2 separate regions of the Homo sapiens genome follow, and region 2 is linked to region 1. Evidence: chromatin contacts called from ENCODE Hi-C or POLR2A ChIA-PET data. All regions are on one chromosome and are shown on one strand. Each heading gives the region's core, a stretch centred on a gene start or an enhancer-like site at or near the end of the contact. The rest is flanking DNA. Distances are from core to core; before and after follow the strand shown.

Region 1 (5,068 bases), core at 1,229-3,728:
TTTGTATTTTTAGTAGAGACAGGGTTTCACTGTGTTAGCCAGGATGGTCTCGATCTCCTGACCTCGTGATCTGCTCACCTCAGCCTCCCAAAGTGCTGGGATTACAGGTGTGAGCCACTGCGCCCAGCTGGGGTATGATTTTCTGAGCCCCAATAACACTGTGCTAGGCTTTGGGTGGTTGGCGAAAAGTCAGCAGATAGGACTCTGCCCACAGGTCTTCCCTGTCTGAGGTGGTGGCCGAGACATGTGTACAGAAGCAGGCCTGTCCCTAACATTTATGGAGCCAGCATGAGAGTATCAGTGTAAGCTTGCTATTACATATTGAAATATTTATTTTTAATTAAAAATTTTTTTAACCTTCCCTCTTTTTCTGCCTCATTTACATTTTTTTGAGACAAAGTCTCACTCTGTCACCCAGGCTGGAGTGCAGTGGCGCAATCTCAGCTCACTGCAGGCCCAACCTCCCTGGGCTCAAGCAATCCTCCTAATTTAGTCTCTCAGGTAGCTGGGACTATAGGTGTGTGCCACCATGCCTGGCTATTTTTTTTTTTTTCTATATTTTGTAGAGATGGGGTTTCATCATGTTTCCCAGGCAGTTCTCAAACTCCTGGGCTCAAGCAATTCACCTGCCTCTGCCTCCCAAAGTGCTGGGATTACGGGTGTGAGCCGCCGCACCTGGCCTTAATATTTTTAAATATTTAAGTGTATACACTTTTAAATATTTAAAAGGTATAACTCAAGCTAAGAAACTGATGACTTAAAACAAAAAAACTGTTGACTAAAATATTATCTATTCTCTCCCCTTTATATATATAACTTCATAATGAATTAAGAAAGCCAGGTTTGAATGTAGAACTCTTTCTGATTTCTTGGCATTCTGTGCTTGGATATGGCTGTGGCAGGCAGCTTCTAAGATGACATGCAGTGATTCCCACCTTTGACATTTACATCCTTATGTAATCCCCTCCTCTTGAGTGTGGGCAAGACCCATGAGCTGCTTCTAACCTACAGAATACGGCAAAGGTAATGGGATGTTCCATTCATGATTAGGTGATATAAGACAGTGGCTTCTCTCTTGCTAGCAGATGCCCACTCTTCCTGGCTTTGATGAAGCAAGTTGCCTTGTTCCAGGGATCCATATTACTAATGAATGAGGGCAGCCTCCAGCCAATAGCCAGCAGGGAACTGAGGCCCTCAGTCCAGCAACCCTCAAGGAACTGAAATGCTGCTAACGACCACATGGATGTAGAAGCAGATCCTTCCCCAATCAAGCCTTGAGATGAGACTGCAGCCCCAGACAACACCTCCTGAGAGACTCTGAAACAGAGAGCCTGGCTAAGCCCTGCCCATATTCCTAACTCACAGAAACTGTGAGATAATACATATGTGCCATTTTAAGCTGTAAGTTGGTGGTCATTTGTTACGCAACAATAGGTAACTAATATAATGGCACTGCTGGAAAAGTGGCCCCCAGTTAGTGGCCCAGCCATCTTCTCTTCCTACCTGCTCTTCATCCTGAACCTGGAAGGGCCTCAAGTCCATCTCTGTGGACACCCCAGCTCTCATGTCAGTTCTGCCCACCCCCCACTCCACACTCCTGGACATAGGCCTAGAGGGTGCATGCATTTGGCAAGTGCTACCTATGAGCCCAGTGTTGCTCTTGGGAAGGTGGGCCAGGGGACAAACCCCAGCAAGCCCTGGGAATAGCTCAGGGACATTAGTGCAGGGAATTCTAGGGTCGCAGGTACCCATAGCATTCTAGAGGAGGGGCTTCAGGTCCTCGGCCCTCCACAGACTCTCCACCCGACTGGTAAGGGTGGAGCAAGGCCCTCTAGAGCACAGGGCCGAGGCCAGGAACCCCTCACCCATGGAGGCCAGCGCTGCACTCAAGGAGCACTGGCTGAGGGCCAGGTGATGGGACCAGACCCAGAGGGCTGCCTGACGAGGGCCAGAGGGCAGTGCTGCAGCACACCTGAGAGGAATCTTTACCGGGAACTGCGGGTGGAGCTGGGCCAGGAATGTGGGAGGGCTAAAGCACCAGCAATGGGAGGACCTCCAGCAGGACAGCCCTAGTCACTGGCTTCCAACAACGTAGTTTCTTTAGGGTGGAGAGGAGCTGGGGCTATTGAGTCATAGTGCATTTGTTCAAGCCCCGCCTCTGCACACTGGTACATGACTCTAGTCAAATTACCTAAACTCTGAGTCTCAGTTTCCTTCTCTGTAAAATGAGGATAATAATAGAACTTATGCCATAGGTTTGTGGAGAGGATTAGTGCATGTGAAATGCCTGATAAGTGTAATGAATATTGGCTGTTATTAAGGAAACTGAGGCTCAAAGCAGATGAAGGGTGATCTTTCTGTTCCCCAGTGCTGCTTGCCTTACCTAATATGTCAGAGGGTGACACGAGGAGGGGAGCATTCAGTTCTAGGATACGCATTGTCTCTACAAGCATTTATGGAAACTTTCAGACCATGACGCTAACTCATGCCATCCTTCCTCAGACTCCCCTAGAGCTGGCGTGACACAGTAGGAGGTGCTGCCTGAGTGTGCAGAGTGCGCCTTCACAGTGCCTGTCCAGGAGGACTGAGTTCACTGGGTGAGCACCTCAGTCCCTGGTCCCTGTTGCCTCATCTGTGAAACAAAGGGGTTACCAGTGTAACGCTAAGCATAGACCACAGACTATAGCCTCATCTTTTGGTGCACCTGAAGGAAGTTAGAAATGCAAATCTCAGCCATCCCCCTCCAACTCCCCTCACACAGACTTACTAAGTCAGAATCTCTGGAACAAGGATCTGAGAGCTTGCATTTCTCTTTTCTTTTCTTTTTTTTGTGAGATGGAGTCTCGCTCTGTTGCCCAGGCTGGAGTGCAGTGGCGTGATCTCAGCTCACTGCAACCTCCGCCTCCCGGGTTCAAGCGATTCTTTTGCCTCAGTCTCCCGAGTAGCTGGGACTACAGGCATGCAGCACCATGCCTGGCTAATTTTTGTATTATTAGTAGAGACAGAGTTTCACCATATTGGCCAGGCTGGTCTCTTTTTTTGTTTGTTTTTTTGAGACAGAGTCTGTTGTCCAGGCTAGAGTGCAGTGGTGTGATCCCAGCTTACTGCAACCTCCACCTCCCAGGTTCAAGTGATTCTCCTGCCTCAGCCTCCTGAGTGGTTGGGACTACAGGCACCCGCCATCACGCCTGGTTAATTGTATTTTTTTTTTTTTTTTTTTTTAGATGGAGTCTCGCTCTGTCACCCAGGCTGGAGTGCAGTGGCACAATCTGGGCTCACTGCAACCTCCGCCTCCCGGGTTCACGCCATTCTCCTGCCTCAGCCTCCTGAGTAGCTGGGACTACAGGTGCCCACCACCATGCCCGGTTAATTTTTTGTATTTTTAGTAGAGACAGCGTTTCACCGTGTTAGCCAGGATGGTCTCGATCTCCTGACCTTGTGATCTGCCCGCCTCGGTCTCCCAAAGTGCTGGGATTACAGGCGTGAGCCACCGTGCCTAGCCAATTTTTGTATTCTTAATAGAGACAGGGTTTCACCATGTTGGCCAGACTGGTCTTGAACTCCTGACCTTAAGTGATCTGCCCACCTCAGGCTCCCAAAGTGCTGGGATTATAGGCGTGAGCCACCACGCCCGGCAGAGTTTGCATTTCTAACATGCTCTCCAGGTACTTTTTTTGCTTGCTGAAGTGGAGAACCTCTGGGTTCTGACAGTGGACTGTCAGAGGTCTTCACAGACTTGAGTCCACAGATGCCTTCAGGTGCCAATTCAGAGGCCTCACGGTTGGGCTTCCTGGGTCCCCACCCTGGGTCAGTGCAGGACTCAACCAGAGCAACTCCCCTGGGGTTCTAAGAAAATGAATGTTCTCCTTCTCACTCATTAGAGGTTAGAAACTGCTGGGCTGGGGTCAGGGCCACTTTTGTAATTTGTGGGGTCCAGTGCAAAATGAAACTGCAGGGCCCCTTATTCAAAAAACAGGAGGAAAGCTTTTTTCCTTTCTTCTGTGGTCTTCCATGTCACAGCGGTTTTTAATTTGTGATTTAATGTCATGCACCCTTCAGGCATGGGGATATAGGCAAGGCGAGTACAGACCCTCACCAGCTTCCGGACCTTCCTGAGGAAGCTGCAGTTTACAGGGAAACCTCTGAGCTCTTTTTGGAGCAAAACTGACTGCAGCTGGCAGCACGCAGTTACTTAGGGTGATTAACGAATGCATTTGAAAATTCCCTCCTGCTTCAGCCTCAGCCTGTGCCTGAGCTATGGTCAGTGCAGCAGTGCATTTCTGTATAATCTCTTTTGACAACTGAGAGGGGGGCCAACCCACAAGACTAACCCAATTACAGCAAAAGAGAGACCTGGCTGCTCCCTGTCGACAAGGTGAACACAAGGGTATCCCCTTTCGGGGATGCGGTGCTTCAGGACCAGTGGGCTGCCGGCACGGGAAGTACTTTCCTGCTCCAGCATCTTGAGATATTTTTGCTTTGTGACAAACGGTGGCTGTCACTCCTGGGCTGTGTCAATTAGGCACAATCTGCTTGCACCCCCACAGCTGGGCCTGAGATACTTCAGCACAGGAAGAGATATGCAATGGTAAGAGCCCTTATCCGGGATCAGAAAAGTTGGGGTCTCTGGTTCCCTATCTTGCTGTGTGGCTTTGGGTAGAGCATTCAGTCTCTTTGGGCCTCAGCATTCTCTTCTGTAACATAATAAGGTGTTAAAGTAGATTACCCCCACCTCTTCTTCTCTCTCATTAACATTCCATGTGGGTAAGGATTTAAGAGAGAGTTTTCAGTCTATACTGTTAGTTTTACAGGTAGAGCTGTAAGAACATAGGGCAGAGGGGATATACACCAAAACAAGGGTTGGGGTTACATCATGGAAGGCTAAAGTGTCCACTTAAAGAGTTTGGCCCTTCTTCATAGACAACAGGGAGTCATTGAAGGCATCTAAAGAGGGAAAGGGATATGTTCAGAGCTGAGCATTAGGAAGAGGAAGTGGGAAGCGATGTTTCAGAAGAATTGAGGATGGAAAAGTAGCCAGCTAAGTAGTGACCACGTGTGCACACACCTT
Region 2 (5,406 bases), core at 2,184-4,683, 47 kb after region 1:
CCGGAACCTTCAGTCCCTGGTGATTACTTCTAAAAGACTGATCTCATTCTGGGGTGACCCCATGTCATGGCCTTGAGTCACTTTACTCACAGAAATTCGGTCTTCCTGAGGCACTGCTGACTGCTTTCAGGGAACTTGATGGTCACAAGATTTTCCCACAAAGATTGTTACCATGGGGTGCTTTCCATCTGTTATTAACCTCAGGTTTCTCCAGCAAAGTCAGCATATCCTGGGAACACAGACTCCTCCCGTCCACTTTTGTTGCCTGCTTTCAGTAACCAAAAGCTGTTTCTCAAACGGCATGTTATAGAACTCAGACTAGGACTGTGCAGCTTATTTTTCACATGGCGGGGACGGGGGAAGTGGTTCTAGCTAACAGCTCTGGTAATGCTTGAAGTCCCACTCTTGGGGAATGAAGGGGAGAAAGATAGATGATGAGTTATTTTCTGTCTCCTGAATCCATCCTTCTCTTCCTTCCTCTTCTCCCTCCTTTCCTTCTCAAACATATATTTACTGCTGAGTACACAACAGGCACTGTGCTAGGCACCATGTGATTTGAGTCTGACATTATCACCTGCCCTCAAGGAGGTTAAAATCTAGTGGGGAGGAAGCAATGATATCAAGCATGATGGAAGCGTAAGGATGCTTTGAGACACGGAGGCAGACAGCTGCATCTGATGGGAAGGTGTCAGAGACAGCTTGGAGGTGGAGCACCTTGAGCTGAGTCTGGAGGAACATAATGGAGTCAAGAAGAATGGGAGGAACCGGGAGAGGTATTCCTGCTGGAGAGGACAGCGTGGGCACTGGCTGGGAGCATGAAACAGCGTGAATCACTGGGAGGCTGACTGTAGTTCATCATGTCTAGGTTTGGTGCTCAGGACTGAACTCAGGCCCTATCTTCTCCCTGAAGCCTGCAGCAGGTGCCCCACCCCATCAAGTTCCAGCCCCCACCGCCCCCCAGCTCCACCTACTGACAGTCGCTTGTTTCCCTTCTGTTCTTTCTCTTAGGAATTTTTTTGGTGTGAAGTCTTCCTTTCCCAGTCTTAGAGAGGGTCCCAAGAGGCCAATGCTTCTCCCACCCAGTGCTCAGAGCTCTTATTCCACCATGGGGATGTCTTGCCCGATTCTGAGTGGGTACAGTGTTCACCGAGGAGGCAGGCTGAGGCAGTTGGTAGCAGCACTGAATCCCACCCCAGCCCATTGGGTTTTCAGTCTGAGGGGCTTCTCCAGTGTGTGCCTGAGCCTGGCTGACACCTGGGCCAGTACGCAGGTGAACATTCTTCTGGGAGGGGAACTGAAAGCCTGTTGTAGCCAGTTTCTCAGTGATCCTGATCTCCTGGTTTTCAGGCCCTTGAATGGTCTCCTGCCACATTGCATCAGGGTCGGTCTGCATGGCCCACAAGTACAGCAGAAGTGATGGCATATGCCTTCGAGGCTAGCTTAAGAAAGACACGGTGATTAGCCTGCATTAGTTTCTGCCTTGGGCTGCTCACTATGGAAGCCAGCTGCTGTGTTGTAAGGATGTTCACGCAGCCCTCTCAGAGGTCCCAGAGGTGAGGAACTGACGCCTCCTGCCAACAGCCATGTGAGGACCCATCTTGGACGTGAATCCTCCCGCCTCATATCAAGCCCTCACGTGACAGCAGCTCTGCTTAATATCTTGACCGCAACCTCATGAGAGACCCTGAACCAGAACAACTCACCTTAGTCGCGTCCAAATTCCTGACTCTAAGTTACCATTAGAGATGACACACGTTTTGCTGTTGAGGCTGCTGTTTCAGGGCAATTTGTTACATAGCAATAGATAACTCATGCAAAGCACTTGGCAACTCTAAGTGGTTTTTCCCACTGCGTGTTTGGGGAGGCTTCTGGACTGGGGTTTTGCCTCCTCTGCCAGACAGGAAATATTAGGGTTCCCAAAAGATCACAGCAGCTCACTCAACAGCTCCTTCCCTCGCTCCTTCTCTCTTCCCAGCAAATTGAAGGTACTTCCCTTTAAGCAACCAAAATCCAACAACAGATGCTTCAACAATAGATGCAAAAAGAAATCTGAATTGGGGGAGGGTGAGAAAAGAAAAATAAGAAAAAAGGGAAGAAAAAGATCCATCCCTGTGAGGTCTGAGAATAAAAGAAGGAAAAGGAAAAGAAAAAAAAAAAAAAAGAAATCACCAGTGAACCCCTACCTGGCTAAAACAGAGTTTTCTCCTCATCTCCACCCCCAGAGGTCTCCAGTCAGGGAGGTGACTGGCCTTGGGCACTGGTACATTCCCAAACACTATGTAAACAAGCCCCATCAGACCCTTCCAGCCTCCGAAGCTGTCATTGCCTCCCTTTTGCTAAGTTGGTATTTAAACCTTTACCTCTGGCTGTACAGCAAGGTACTTATTACCGAGTGCTCCCACATATGAATAGACCTCGTCTTTTTTCCCGTTCGTATGTCTATTGTGAGTCATTTCACAAACCCCCTCCTCAAACCTAAGTTGGTAGAGGAAAAGACTTTTCTCCCAGCACCCTCAAGTCAAAGAAATTCCCAGGGGCTGTCAAGTGAGAAGTTCTGGAGCCCACTGCACTGAGTATTCTCTCTGGTCAAAATGAACTTTCCTAAGAACAACCACCTCCAATAGGGGAGATGCTGCAGGGACCCCAGATACACCCACCACACCCAGATACAAATGGCCAGAGGCCCTTGGAAACACAGCTCCTGGACCTTAGGTCATAGCTGAGGCACCCTCTGACATACACAACGCTGCATCATCGCCTGGTCTGCAGCAGCTTCTTTTTGGGTTTTGGCTTCTTTAACAAACACTTAGTGCTTGCTATGAGTCAGGCTCTCTTCTAAGTATGTTAGAAATATGAAGTCATTTAATCCTCACAACAACCTGCCTAGGAAGGTATTTTTACAGATAAGGATCCTGGGGCACAGAGAGGTGAAACAATTTGCCCAAGGCCACACAGTGCATGAGTGGCAGGGCCAGCCTGGCTCCATGCTCTGCCCTGAGATGAGAATGGACCCAGGGTCCATTTAGTGAGCATTCTGTGCCACCAGGGCACTGTTTCTTGGCCAGCACTCCTGGGGCTGGACAGGGTTGTGTATGTTGGTTTGGGCTGGGGGGAATCCAGGGGTCCATGTCCAAGCAGGGCATCAGCTCTTGAGGAAGCAAGGCCATGGCCTTACTAGAGAGAACTTCGTCTTCCAGGGCCAATCTCCACAGTCAGCTGAGGGTCTGCCTGAGCCCTGCCCAGGGTAGGAGGGGCTCTTGTGCGCAGGCTCATACCTGCTTCCTCACCCCTGCCAGGTTTGCCCCTATGTTTCCCACCTTCCTGGACCAGTGCCCCTCAACTAAGGGCAGTTTTGTCCCCCAGAAGACATCTGACAATGTCTAAAGGCATTTTTGATAGTCATGACTAGAAGGCTGCTACTGGCATCTAGTGAACAGAGGCCGGAGATGCTGCGAAACAGCCTACAATGCACAGAACAAAGCCTCACCACAAAGAATGGTCTGTCAGTAGTGCGGCGGTGAGAAGCCATGATCTAGGCCCACCTCACGGCATCCTTAAGGCTGAGAACCCCTCCCGTGTGATCTGTGTCTTGTTACAGCAGGGGTCCAGCGTCCTTGGAGGGCCACACCCATCCTCACTTTGGCGTCTCCCAGAGGCTACAACAGAAAGTGAAGGACTCAGTTTGTACTGCAGCCTCAAGTTCTTGGAAATAAAATAAGGATGTTGAGGTCCTGGTAAATGTGGTGGCCATTATTTTGCATCAGGCTCTGTGCTGAGCACTTTATATATTTTATCTTATGTCATTCTCATAAGCCAGTCTGTGATGCTATTATTATCCTTCTTTTATAGATTGGGAAACTGAGGCTTTAAAAAAGTAGCTTGCTCAAGGTCACACAGCTAATAAACCTGGTGACAGTCTGCTTTCTAGCCTAACCAGGCCCTGGTATACATACTTAGGAAAGTAAACATGGTAAATGCCCAGGGAGAGCCCACTCTTGGCCTGGCTTATGTCCTCCCCTGGGATCAGCACCCCTCACTCCACAGCACAGTTGCAGCTGAAGCTCTCAGGGCCAGCTAATTCTCTTCCCCTCTCTGGTTCTTACAGAAGGAAGGGGAAGAGTACAGAGAAGCAAGAGTAGGGTTAATTTTTGTGCAGGGACAGTTAAGACAGAGAGGAAGGGGCAGGGAAGAGATGGACAAGGGAGGGAGGCCTGGGAGCTTTTTATTATTTATTATAGCAGGGGAAAGAATGGGAGGTTTGTTTCTAAGCCATAAATACTCTCCTTTGATCCCTGTGTCTATCAGAGATAAATTAGTCACTCTTAGGCCTCAGAAATTAATGACTGTCCTAATGATCACCCTAAGTGACCTTGCAGCATTCCTAATTCTCACCACTCCCTGCAAAGTAGCTGTGTCAGGGTTTGGCAAGGTTTGGGGATGAGGCAGGACTGAGCGGGATGAAGGTGTAATTTCATTCCTCAGCCCCAGCCTCACTTTGCAGAGATGAAATTGGCCTCTACTCCTAAGGCCAGAGAACAGTCAGAACCAGATCCCAACTTCTGGGCTCTGCCCTCCCTGGCTTTGCTTCAAGCACAGGGATGGGGAGCACTGCGTAAGGAAGCTTCAGGGCCCTGTGGAATTCTGACCTGGGAGAGGGTGGATCCCCTAGGGGTGTGCAGGCCTGCGAGGGGCACCTGAAAGCAAGAGGGCATTTGGATCAGGTTAACATCTGACCTCTCAGCAGGCCCTGCCCATTCAGACTGGGGAAGAGCTTTGAAGTTTCCTTTGTGTGATGTTTTCATGGCCCTGATCCTACTGTACTGGAATTAGCCCGAGGCCCTGCCCCTTCCCTGGAGATTTGTTCCCCAACTGCAAAAGTCTTAGAAAAATACCGCAAGCTCCACCCACCATCCCCACACCACTGAATGCTTTTTCCTTAGGCTAAAATACCAGGGAGGAAAAGGCCTCAGAACCCCCACCAGGAGACATTCTGTGCGTGTTTACAGTTTCTCAAGTGGAAAGCAAGGACCCCTGGAACCAGATCTGAGGGCAGGTGCTTCCCAGATAAGCATGTTATGGGGTGGGGAGGATGGAGTAAGGGAGGGAGAAGCAAGATTGTCCCTGGAGGCTTCCCAAGCCACGGGCCAGGTCCAGAACAGCAAGGCTGTGGGTTCTGGCCAGAGAGAAGAGGAAGCTGGTGAAGCCAGGCCTTCCGGCCGTGCTCAGTGAGCAAACCATTGTGCCTAGTGTGGCCAAATATCCATCTCGGGGATCTCTCTCTGAGCACCAATGGCTTCTCCTATACTATTGCTCAAGTCCACCATAAAAGCAGTGTTTAAAAACGAAGGGAGAGGAAGACAAAAGAGAGGAAAGCGGAGAGAGAAACGGGAGGAGACGGAGAGAAGC

The links. Hi-C counts contacts between places; a loop is a spot of excess contacts on that map. ChIA-PET counts read pairs that join two places held with the same protein, here RNA polymerase II (POLR2A). Pooled maps may share reads with other maps.
Region 2: a map of Caco-2 shows a loop between it and region 1 (7-fold over the local background). The contact joins two enhancer-like sites. A Hi-C loop is called at or near these places in 3 of 168 maps with a recorded cell type or tissue (Caco-2, endothelial cell of hepatic sinusoid and ovary), 9 of 37 single-sample maps with no recorded cell type and 4 of 50 pooled maps. POLR2A ChIA-PET finds 5 or more read pairs at or near these places in 6 of 52 experiments (Caco-2, GM10248, GM12878 and 3 more).

The regions. Positions count from the first base shown.
Region 1 is chr2:62,360,738-62,365,805 of GRCh38, forward strand. No RefSeq gene overlaps it. Among named protein-coding and RNA genes, the nearest start is that of TMEM17, 140 kb to the right of the region's middle. RefSeq lists enhancers at 1,404-1,904, 1,905-2,405. Within about 2 kb of position 2,479, at least 2 of the 41 ENCODE cell types and tissues checked have a DNase peak (open chromatin) inside an H3K27ac peak, as active enhancers do; they include GM12878, where a contact is called at or near this core.
Region 2 is chr2:62,406,783-62,412,188 of GRCh38, forward strand. No RefSeq gene overlaps it. Among named protein-coding and RNA genes, the nearest start is that of TMEM17, 97 kb to the right of the region's middle. RefSeq lists enhancers at 1,326-1,375, 2,851-2,940, 3,181-3,260, 4,192-4,951, 5,223-5,406. Within about 2 kb of position 3,434, at least 26 of the 41 ENCODE cell types and tissues checked have a DNase peak (open chromatin) inside an H3K27ac peak, as active enhancers do; they include GM12878, where a contact is called at or near this core.